2 separate regions of the Homo sapiens genome follow, and region 1 is linked to region 2. A link is a contact called in ENCODE Hi-C or POLR2A ChIA-PET data. All regions are on one chromosome and are shown on one strand. Each heading gives the region's core, a stretch centred on a gene start or an enhancer-like site at or near the end of the contact. The rest is flanking DNA. Distances are from core to core; before and after follow the strand shown.

What was found. A loop is a pair of places that touch in the nucleus more often than their neighbours do. ChIA-PET counts read pairs that join two places held with the same protein, here RNA polymerase II (POLR2A). Pooled maps may share reads with other maps.
Region 1: a map with no recorded cell type shows a loop between it and region 2 (5-fold over the local background). The contact joins two enhancer-like sites. A Hi-C loop is called at or near these places in 1 of 37 single-sample maps with no recorded cell type and 1 of 50 pooled maps. POLR2A ChIA-PET finds 5 or more read pairs at or near these places in 1 of 52 experiments (PC-3).

What each region holds. Positions count from the first base shown.
Region 1 is chr3:23,722,191-23,727,649 of GRCh38, reverse strand. No RefSeq gene overlaps it. Among named protein-coding and RNA genes, the nearest start is that of UBE2E1, 81 kb to the left of the region's middle. Within about 2 kb of position 3,514, at least 2 of the 41 ENCODE cell types and tissues checked have a DNase peak (open chromatin) inside an H3K27ac peak, as active enhancers do.
Region 2 is chr3:20,050,887-20,056,712 of GRCh38, reverse strand. All of the region lies in intron 1 of KAT2B (lysine acetyltransferase 2B), which reads right to left. Among named protein-coding and RNA genes, the nearest start is that of KAT2B, 13 kb to the right of the region's middle. RefSeq lists an enhancer at 1,516-1,755. Within about 2 kb of position 1,937, at least 18 of the 41 ENCODE cell types and tissues checked have a DNase peak (open chromatin) inside an H3K27ac peak, as active enhancers do.

The DNA of each region.
Region 1 (5,459 bases), core at 2,265-4,764, 3.7 Mb before region 2:
CCACTGCACTCCAGCCTTGGCAACAGAGAGAGATTCTGTCTCAAAAAAAAAAAAAAAAAAAAAGAAATTATTGGAACTGAGGGAAGCCTGGAGGAGTAGAAAACTGGCAGGAAGCTAGGCTGCTCAGAAGGCCAGGCAGGAGTCACGGCAGAGGTCACGTGGCAGAAAGAATCTTCTTTGTGCCCTGCAGTTCCCCCTGCATTGGGTCCTTATGTCACTCACTTAGCTTCCAGAGTTCCTGAAGACAGCATCAGACTGGCCAGGCCAAGGTCACTCCCATCAAGAAGGAGGATCTAATTTCTTGCATTTTACTTTGCACCAAAACCACACAGGAAGACAGATCCAGCTGCTAATAAGACTGAGATCTGATACTGAACAGAAGAAGGCAAAACCTCCACAAAGGGCCATCACAACACCTTTCCTCTGGTGGTTATGAGACATTGGGAAGTGCTTAACACAGTGTCTGGCAATAGTGAAGTTTCAATACATGCAAGGCACTATTTGTGGGTTAACAAGTTGTGGTGCGGTGTTTCATACAATGAAATTTTACTCAGCAATCAAAACAAAAATCAACTACTCATATAGAAACATGAATGATTTTCAAAAACATTATGTTGAATGAAAGAAACCGGAACCAAAGGAGTTTGGTGAGGCTGGGTGTGGTGGTGCATACCTGTAGTCTCAGGTACTCAGGAGGGCGGATCCCCTGAGCTAGGAGTTCAAGTCCAGTTTGGACAACATAGTGACACCCCCATCTTTTAAAAGAAAGAAAAAAAGAGTTTGTTGATTGCAAACTGCAATTTTACTTATATGAAATTCTAGGGAAGTTCTAGAAGTTCTGGAAAAAACCTGAGCAAGCCATGGCGACAGAATTGAGAACAGTGGGTACCTCTGGCTGCCTCAGGAGCAGACACACAAGTTCAGGAGAGATGCCTAAAGAGGGACATCAAGGTGCTTTCTGGGGTGATGGAGTATTCCCTATCTCTTTTTGGCAAGTGATCTATTACATACTCCTTAGCAGATTCTGGCTATCATGGCCACCATTCTGCTTCCATATCTTCCTTCCTTCTTTCCTTCCTTCCTTCTTTCCTCCCTCCCTTCCTCCTTCTTTTCTTTCTTTTTTCTTTCTTTCTTTCTTTCTTTCTTTCTTTCTTTCTTTCTTCCTTCCTTCCTTCCTTCCTTCCTTCCTTCCTTCCTTCCTTCCTTCCTTTCTTTCTTTCTGTCTTCCTTTCTCTTCTTTTCTTTTGTTTCTTTGACAGAGTCTTGCTCTGTCACCCAGGCTGGAGTGCAGTGCTGCAATCTCAGCTCACTGCAAGCTCTGCCTCCCGGGTTCAAGCAATTCTCCTGCCTCAGCCTTCTGAGTAGCTGGGATTACGGGCATGCACCACCATGCCCAACTAATTTTTGTATTTTTAGTAGAGATGGGGTTTCACCATGTTGGTCAGGCTGGTTGTGAACTCCTGACCTCGTGATTCACCCACCTCAGCCCCCCAGAGTGCTGGGATTACAGGCGTGAGCCACCGTGCCTGGCCGGGTCTTTCCTTTCCTTCTCTTTCCTTTCCCTTTCCCTTTCCCTTCCCTTCCTTTCCTTCCTTCCTCTCTCTCTTTCTCTCCCTCCCTCTCTCCCTCCCCTCCCTCCCTCCTCTCTCTCTCTTTATTTCTTTTTAAAACTTTTTTTCGAGAAGGAGTCTTGCTCTGTTGCCCAGGTTGGAGTGCAGTGGCGTGATCTCGGCTCACTGAAACCTCCGCCTCCCAGGTTCAAGCAATTCTCCTGCCTCAACCTCCCAAGTATCTGGGATAACAGGTGTGCACCACCACACCTGGCTAATTTTTGTATTTTTAGTAGAAATGGGGTTTCGCCATGTTGACCAGGCTGGTTTTGAACTCGTAACCTCGTGATTTGCCCACCTCGGCCTCCCAAAATGCTGGGATAACAGGTGTGAGCCACCATACCTGGCCTTTTTCTTTCTTTTTTTAGAGACAGGGTCCTGCTCTGTTGCCCAAGCTGGAGTGCAGTGTCACAATCAAGTTCATTGTAACCTCAAGCTCTTGGGCTCAAGTGATCCTCCCACCTCAACCTTCAGAGCAGCTAAAACTAAAGATGAACACCACCAGCAGGCTAATTTTTAAATGTTTTTGTAGAGACAGGGTCTCACTATGTTGCCCAGGCTTGTCTTCAAGGCCTGGCCTCAAGCAATCTTCCTGCCTCTGCCCTTCAAAGTGTTGGGTAACAGGCATGAGCCCCCAGCCTGGTCCTTGCTTACCTGTCTTGATTAAGGAGATGATTACTCAAGCATATATATCAAAAGCCATCAAAATATACATTCAAAAGCTATGCATTTTAGTATATGTAAATTATAACTCAATTAAACTTTTTTTTAAAATGTGATTTTTTCTTATCATCAACTGATGCACAGTGTCTTCCCACCAATATCATTATAATGAAAACATGTCTGTATAACAAATTGACTTCAGGCTCCACCTGACACCCACAGGTCTCGAACGTCATTTGAAACCACAAGTGAAAAGTTAGAAAAGTTTGAGGAGTTTGTTTCAATGGGAGCTGTGGTCTGAATGTCCCCCCCTGAAAAATGCGTATGTTGAAACCTATCCCCCAGTGCAGTAATATTAGAAAGTGGGGCCTTTAAGAGATGATTAGATCCCACAGGCAGAGTCCTTATGATGGGAGTAGTGCCCTCAACAGAGTGAGACCCCCTTCTTCCCCATGAGGACGCAGCAAGAAGGCGCCATCTATGAACAAGACACCCGAATCTGCCAGTGCCTTGATCTTGGACTCCCAGCCTCCAGAACTGTAAGCAATAAATATTGTTTATAAGCCACTCAGTTTATAGTATTTTTGTTATAGCCGCCCAAATGGATGAGGTTGATCCTTTCCCCCGAGAAACTGAGAACAGGCATATAGAACATATATATATATATATATATATATAAAATATATATAGCAAGTTGACATTGTGACACCCAAGTGTATGATTAGAGGACTCATCTTTTTGAACAAGAAATAGACGAGGCTGGGTATTGCTGAACTCCTATGGTTATCACAGTAGGAACACATAGTGGTCTGCTATAAACTGGAAGAAAGTAGTTTGAGAAACATGGTTCTAAGCTACCCTCTTAGCTTGAAAGCCACTCAGGAAAGAGCTTCCCATCACCCTGGCTCCACTGTTATGTCTACATCAGTGCAGCCCATATGAAGTGTGCTCAGTGGATCCTTGTGCATTTTTATTGATTTTGGGCCTGAGGCTTCTGGACAAATAAACACAGTTGTGAGAACTAGGCTATTCCAGTCCTTAGGATTGCCCTCTACCCAGAAAAAGCCTAAACAGAGCAGAAAAGCCTAGTTGGAGCAAGCATTCTCTTAAGGGCCTAGAAAAACTTGAGCCCCAGACATTGTTCCAAGGCTAGTCCTGCCTTCATGTCTTGCCAGATGCAGAGATGGTTAGTGGCTACTTCCAGTATCACTTCTCTACTTCTCCTTACTTCCTCTTTACTTGCTAGCCACATTGTGACCAAAAATAAAATATTAATCTCCCAGCCTCCCTTGCTGCTAGATATGACCATGTGACTTGTGGCCCAGAAAGCTGAATTCAGTGGGCCTTTCAGGAAGGCAGTCTAAAGAGAGCTAACTTAGCATGGAAGGCCTCTCTTTTTCTTTACTTTCCTTCTTTTTCTGGCTTATAACTCCAGAAGCCCATTTTGGACCATGAAGCAATCTGAAGGATGGAAGCCATATGCTAGAATGCAGCAGCAGAAAGACTGATGAAACCTAGGTCCCACCAACCCTGGATGCCTGCCTCCAAACTTACTTTCTTTTTCTTTTTTTTGAGACAGAGTCTCGCTCTTGTTGCCTAGGCTGGAGTGCAGTGGTGCGATCTTGGCTTACCACAACCTCCACCTCCCGGGTTCAAGCGATTCTCCTGCCTCAACCTCCCGAGTAGCTGGGATTACAGGCACATGCCACCACACTCAGCTAATTTTTGTATTTTTAGTAGAGAAAGGGTTTCCCCATGTTGGTCAGGTTGGTCTCGAACTCCCGACCTCAGGTGATCCGCCCACCTTGGCCTCCCAAAGTGCTGGGATTACAGGCTTGAGCCACCGCTCCCGGCATGCCTGCCTCGAAACTTTCTTTAGAGAAGGAAGAAAGAGGCTACTATTATTTTTGGTAATTCTTAGGTTTTCCTGTTTCATGCAGCCAGTTGATTCATAAGCCAAAGTTTGCCTTTTCTCCTTTGTTCACTGACAATAATCCATGAAGCAGCGAGGCCCTGTCCATCTGTCATCCTGGACATTGCTAAGGAAAGCAAACTGGTAGGACAGCAATCTGCTTACACAGTCTCTCAGGCAAATTTGCACTTACAAGAGGACCACCAGAAAAAGCACTGTTTCACCCAAAAGAAGCTTTGTGGTATTACACGGAAATAAAATTTGGGATCTTTCAATTTTTCTGTGTAGATCTAAATACATGTAGACTCTGAGAAATGTATGAAGTGCATCCTCCAGCCATTGGTAGCCACGAGTAGGGATTTTGTCACAGTTATGAGAGGAAAAATGAAAGTTAACCAGTTACTTTTAAGATTCAGACAAACGTGTTTGGAAGGCTGTAAATTAATGACTTGTTGGATGGAGACATTATGCAAGTTAATTTTCCAGTCTTCAGAAAACATTTTCAAAGGGAAATTATATTCTCCAACATATATTTGGAGAATCATTTGATATTTGTATCAAACATTTTTTTTTTTTTTTTTTTTTTTTTTTTTTTTTTTTTGAGACGGAGTCTCTCTCTGTCACCCAGGCTGGAGTGCAGTGGCGCGATCTCCGCTCACTGCAAGCTCCGCCTCCCGGGTTCACGGCATTCTCCCGCCTCAGCCTCCCGAGTAGCTGGGACTACAGGCGCCCGCCACCGCTCCCGGCTAATTTTTTGTATTTTTAGTAGAGAAGGGGTTTCACCGTGCTAGCCAGGATGGTCTCGATCTCCTGACCTCGTGATCCACCCACCTCGGCCTCCCAAAGTGCTGGGATTACAGGCGTGAGCCACTGCGCCCGGCCTTGTATCAAACATTTTAAAGAAATGTTGCTCTTCTCCAGAATAATTACATATAAGACTGAACTCTTCTCTGAAAACAACTGAACATTTTTCAGAGTTAATAAATAAATTGTTTCTGAATACAGAAGTCAACAGTTCTGAGATTTACAAATGATTAGATGAGTTTACTCACTGAGAAGTGTCACACAACTAGTATAACAAATGTCAACATTCCCCTAAACACTGTAATTTGTACACTGCATGTAGGCATAGCATCTAGAAACTCATTTTGAACACCTTGGGAAAATTAATGGAACATATTAACAATTGGAAAACAATGCTGCAGACTTCCCCAGCACCTCACCCTTTAATTTTTTTTTTTTTTTTTTTTGAGGCAGGGTCTCATTCTGTCTCC
Region 2 (5,826 bases), core at 688-3,187:
AAATTTTCTACCTGAAATTCAAGACCTTCTATCAACTCATTTCTTCCTAACCTAGCAGACCCTATGTCCCAGTTTCTCTTTGACCATATTTCTCTTTTCCTCCAAGTTGGTTAGCCTCTTTATTAAAAACAATAATTATTATTTAGCATTGTTTTAATTGTAACAGTAACTGACATCTATGAGGCATTCAGAATGTCCCAGATTCTATACCAAGTTACTAAATACATTATTTCATTTTATCCTCAAAATAGCATTTGTCTATTAACAGACATATCTAATGTATCACCTCCAACAAAGAACTCTTTATTCTTACCCAAACCTGCTTCTCCTATGGTATTCTCTATCTTGGTAAATGGAACTACCATCCATTCAGTTGCTCAGGCCAAAAACCTGGACATTATCCTTCATTTCTGTCTTTTCATCACCACCTCCCTTGTAACAAATTAAGTCCTGTTGCCTCTACCCTTACAATATAGCCCAAACTAATTCTCACCCCTCCATTCCTGCTACCCTAGCCCAAGACACCATCTACTCATACCTAGACTATAATAACTTCCAACTGGCCCTCTTTATCTACTGTTTCTCTCATATACTTTATTCTTCTCAGAGCAGCCAGAGGGGTCACTTCAAACCGGAAATCTAATTTGAATTCACTGGAAACAGCCCAGATGTCCATAACAAGTCAACAGATAAACAAACTAGTACGTCCATACAGCAGAATACTCCTCAGCAATAAATAGAAATTAACTACCAATGCATCCAACACCACGGATTAATCTCAAAAATATACTGAGTGAAAGAACAGTATGTACTATGTGGTAACATTTATATGAAAAATAGCTAAATTAACTTAAAGTGACACAAATCAGATCAGTGCTTGCTTCCAAGGGAGAGAGACTTGAATGGCAAGGAGCAGGCAGAAATTTTCTAGGGGGATGGAAAAGTTCTGTCTTGATACGTATTTGTTGAAACGTATCAGAACTAAAGATCTTGACATCACTGTGTAAAAATTATATGTTGGCAATCTGGCCCCCATTTATCCCTTCCACCTAATCTCCTACACTCATACCCCCCACCCCACCCACCTCCATCTAGCCACACAGGTCTCCTGACAGGCCTCACACACGACAAGCCACTTCTGGCCCCAGAGTCTTTGCACGGCACCCTCTTCCTCACTTCTTATCATGCAGGCCTCGGTCCGTGTCCCTTCTGCAGAAGGATTTCCTGGGCATGTATCTAGAGGAATTCCCCAGGCATTCTCATTTAATTCTCTGTTTTCATTCTCTGCGAGGCACTTACCACTTTCTGTTATTTTCTGGCTTATTGTCTGCTTCTGCTACCAGAAAGCAAGCTCTGCAAGAATAAGGACCCATCTGTCACTGTATCACCAGCATCTAAATCAACACCTGGCACATTAAATAACAATTTGTTGAGTAAACGGAAAAAGTTGACATATATCACTGTCTCCACATTACAGCTGCGAAATCTGAGGCTTGTAAAGCATAAGTAACCTCCCCATAGTCACACATCAGGGTTCAAACCCAGGCAGTCTGGTGCCCAGGTCCATGTTCTAAACTACTCTCACGTCTGGCTCACAACAGTTTTGCTTCTCTGCTTGGTTTTACTCTGTTCCCTCTATCTGGGCTGGGTCTCTCTCCCACCCTTTCACCTCCCCCTGGCTCACAATGGTTTCTCTCTGCATTGACTTCATGCTTGATTATTCATTTTAATTTTTCTTTCACTTAATATCTGTCTCCTCAACAAGAAAAGGGCTCCTTGTGGCTTTTGCTTCCTTTTGCACATGTAGCAGAGAAGTGGCCACAGGCCCCTAACCGGTGCTCACAGATGTGTTCCTTTCGAGGTGGGATGAGTCAGGTAGTCCTGTGAGTATGTGCCAATCCTGGGTTACATGACTCACTTCATTATTTCAAAGTATGCTGACCTTGGCATCTTTGGCATTCTGCCATCTAGTTTCAACACCAGCTTGTCAGAGCTGATGCAAATTGGCACTGCCACCATCAATCACTATGATATTACTCAGGTCTCATCCTTGTACTTCTGGAACCTCCTGCATACCACACAAACCTCGCAAAAAGCTGCACAAGCCAAGAGTACACAACGCATGGGGACTGATTAGGATGGCATGGAATTTAATGGAAGCAACCCCATACAACTTGCCCTGAGGTTACTGACAAGATTACCCTAAACCTCCTCCTGATATTAGGTGATGTATTGTTCCAAGTGGACCATTAGAGACATTATTCACACTTTTTTCCAAAATAAATGCATCCATCTCCTTCACATCTGTAATCAATCCCAGCACTTTGGAAGGCCGATGAGGGTGGATCACGAGGTCAGGAATTCAAGACCAGCCTGGCCAAGATGGTAAAACCCCGTCTCTACTAAAGATACAAAAATTAGCTGCGTATGGTGGCAGACCCCTGTAATCCCAGCTACTCAGGAGGCTGAGGCAGAGAATTGCTTGAACCCAGGAGGCGGAGATTGCAGTGAGCCAAGATCGCGCCACTGCACTGCAGCCTAGGTGACAGAGCGAGACACCGTCTCAAAAAAAAAACAAAAAAACAAAAAACAAAAACAAAAAAAAATAAGTCTAAAGCCGGACACAATGGCTCATGCCTGTAATCCCAGCACTTTGGGAGGCCGAGGAGGATGGATCACTTGAGGTCAGGAGTTTGAGACCAGCCTTGCCAACATGGCGAGACCCCATCTCTACTAAAAATACAAAAATTAGCTCGGTGTGGTGGTACATGCCTGTAATCTCAGCTACTTGGGAGACTGAGGCAGGAGAATCACTTGAACCTGGAGATGGAAGTCGCGGTGAGCTGAGATCATGCCACTGCACTCCAGCCTGGGCTACAGAGTGAGACTCCATCTCAAAAAAATAAAATAAAATAAAAATAAATAAAAAATAAGCCTAAATGGTAAAGGAACAATTAAAGAAAGTCTATTGTAGACTTTAAAGTGGGCCACAAAGTAACAAAAAATATAAATAGTAGTTTAAAGAATGCCTTCATATACAATTGATTTTTAAGTTTACTAATATAATACAGACTTCTAGAATATATGCTAAAACTTTGTCTCACTTTGTAGCTTTTAACTCACTGATCTCATAACACTCATATACCTTCCTGAGTTTTTTTGTTTTGTCTTGTTTTTTGAGACAGGGTCTCACTCTGTCACCCAAACTACAGTGCAGCAGCACACTCACGGCTCACCACAGCCTCGACCTCCTGGACTCAAGTGATCCTCCTGCTTCAGCCTCCTGAGTAGCTAGGACTACAGACATGTGCCACCATGCCCAGCTAATTTTTGTATTTTTATAGAGATGGGGTCTCATTATGTTGCCCAGGCTGGTCTCAAACCCTTGAGCTCAAGCAATCTGCCCACCTTGGCCACCCAAAAGTAGGATCCCACACCTGGGATTACAGGCGTGAGCCACATTCCTGGCCTTAAGAATTTAATTGTAACTTGCAGAAGAGGAAACAGTGGTTGGAGAGGATTAAAATATAGGTGATTCCTCTTTGCTTGATTTGTAGGAGACGTTCAGGCCATAAGATAACTGTTGCTTGTCATCAAGTCTGCCATGAACCAAGGGGAAACACACTTAACTATGAGTAAGTGTTGTTCCAGCTCCAGCTGGAGGCTGCCCTGCTGCAGACCACAAAGCTAGCTACTAAACCTCCCTGCACCTTAGTTTCCTCATCTTTCTTTTTTGAAGACGGAGTCTAGCTCTTGTCGCCCAGGCTGGAGTGCAGTGGCGCAATCTCAGCTCACCGCAACCTCCGCCTCCTGGGTTCAAGTGATTCTCCTGCCTCAGCCTCCCGAATAGCTGGGATTACAGGCACCTGCCACCACACCTGGCTAATTTTCGTCTTTTTGTTTTTTTAGTAGACATGGGGTTTCACCATGTTGGCCAGCCTGGTCTCAAACTCCCGACCTCAGGTGATGTGACCACCTCAGCCTCCTAAAGTGCTGGGATTACAGGCATGAGCCACCGTGCCCGGCCTCTTTTTCTCTCTTTTTTTTTTTTCTTTTTTTTAAGAGATGGGGTCTCTCTCCGTAGCCTAGGCTGGATCACCAACTCAGCCTCCTAAAGTGCTGGGATTACAGGCATGAGCCACCATGCCTGGCCATCTTTACAATACAGTTTCCTTTCCACCAATCTCACAAAGCCTGTGAATATCAAATTACCAATTTATTCAACAAATATTTATCAAGTGCCTACTATGTGCAAGGTATGATCCACCCGAGATATGAATTTAATGGAAAATTTAATGGAATTTAATCCCCAGTACAACTTGTCTGTTTCTCCTATGGGCTGAGGCCTTATGGGCTCCATGAACCCAAATCTCCGCTTCATGGAGCTTCTATTGTCATAAGGAAAACAGATAGGAAATCATTTTTTAAAACATAATTTCCAAATATTAAGAAGTGCAGTAAAGGAAAACAAAACAAGATAAGATTATAGAGTGATAGATGGGGTGCTGCTACTTTAGACCGGAGAGTCAGGAAGGCTTCTCTGAGAAGCTGGCATTTAAGAACAGACTGGAATGAGGCTTTGAGAACAAGATACAGAGATACATGGCAGAGAAAAGTGTGCAAAGCAGCAGGTAACCACATGCACAATTAGATGCTAGAGATGAATGTGATTCAAAATTATAAAAGACTTGATTCCATTTCAATTATAACTAGGTGATAAATTATCTTAAGAAGTTTGAACAGGAGGTACCTGAGCAGAAATCTTCCAAAGCAGCCCATGGAATTTAATGTTAAATGAATAAATAAATGGCAATAGATATAACACCCCATGTGTGCAAACACACAATCTTTAAGTAAATTCCCATTTTGTTAAATATACCAATTACGGAAAAGACTAATTTATAAGTGGATGGTTCAAATGAATCAGCCATTAAATAACGAGCTCATCATATATTCAATACTACTTTTCAGGGACAGTTGTTATGAAAAATCTTTGTGGAGCTGTAGAGTAATCTTTGCTTCTCACTGTCATTCCTGGGGAGAGGGTGGCATTTAATGGCCTCAGCAAGTAGTTCTAGAGAACACAGGACTGAATGTTCTCTTTCCAACATCTCTATCAACTAGGCCCACATAAGAAAGGTGGCATTGCCCACTGGAGCTTTATGTACTGGGCTCTGCCAGCCTTTTAGGAAAGCTGCCATCACTCTCAACATGTATGGTTCTGCATGGCTCACCGACTACAACGTATAGCAACTCTAGTCATCTTCCAGAACCAGGGACAAGTGGCAACAGGATTTCACATGAATATTTACCAGTAAGGACTCACCAATACGGACTCCAGGGGAGAAGGAGCTATGCAGGCTAGACATACTACCAGCAGTGACATCATCAGCCCACATGCACCCACCTCCTTATCATTCTACCTCTCTTCCTTTCATATTCCTTATCTACATCTACTTGGCCAAGTACCCCTCCTTGATTTGTTTTTTTTGTTTGGGTTTTTTTTTTTTTTTGAGACAGAGTATTGCTCTGTCACCCAGGCTACAGTACAGTGGTGTGATCTTGGCTCACTGCAACCTCTGCCTCCTGGGTTCAAGCCATCCTCATGCCTCAGCCTCCCAAGAAGCTGGGACTACAGGTGTGTGCCACCATGCCCAGCTAATTTTTGTATTTTAGTAGAAACAAGGTTTTGTCATGTTGGCCAGGCTGGTCTTGATTTCTTGGCCTCAAGCGATCTGCCCACCTCGGCCTCTCAAAGTGCTGGGATTATAGGCATGAGCCACCATACCCGGCCACCTCCTTGATTTCTTATCCACATTCCTGCCC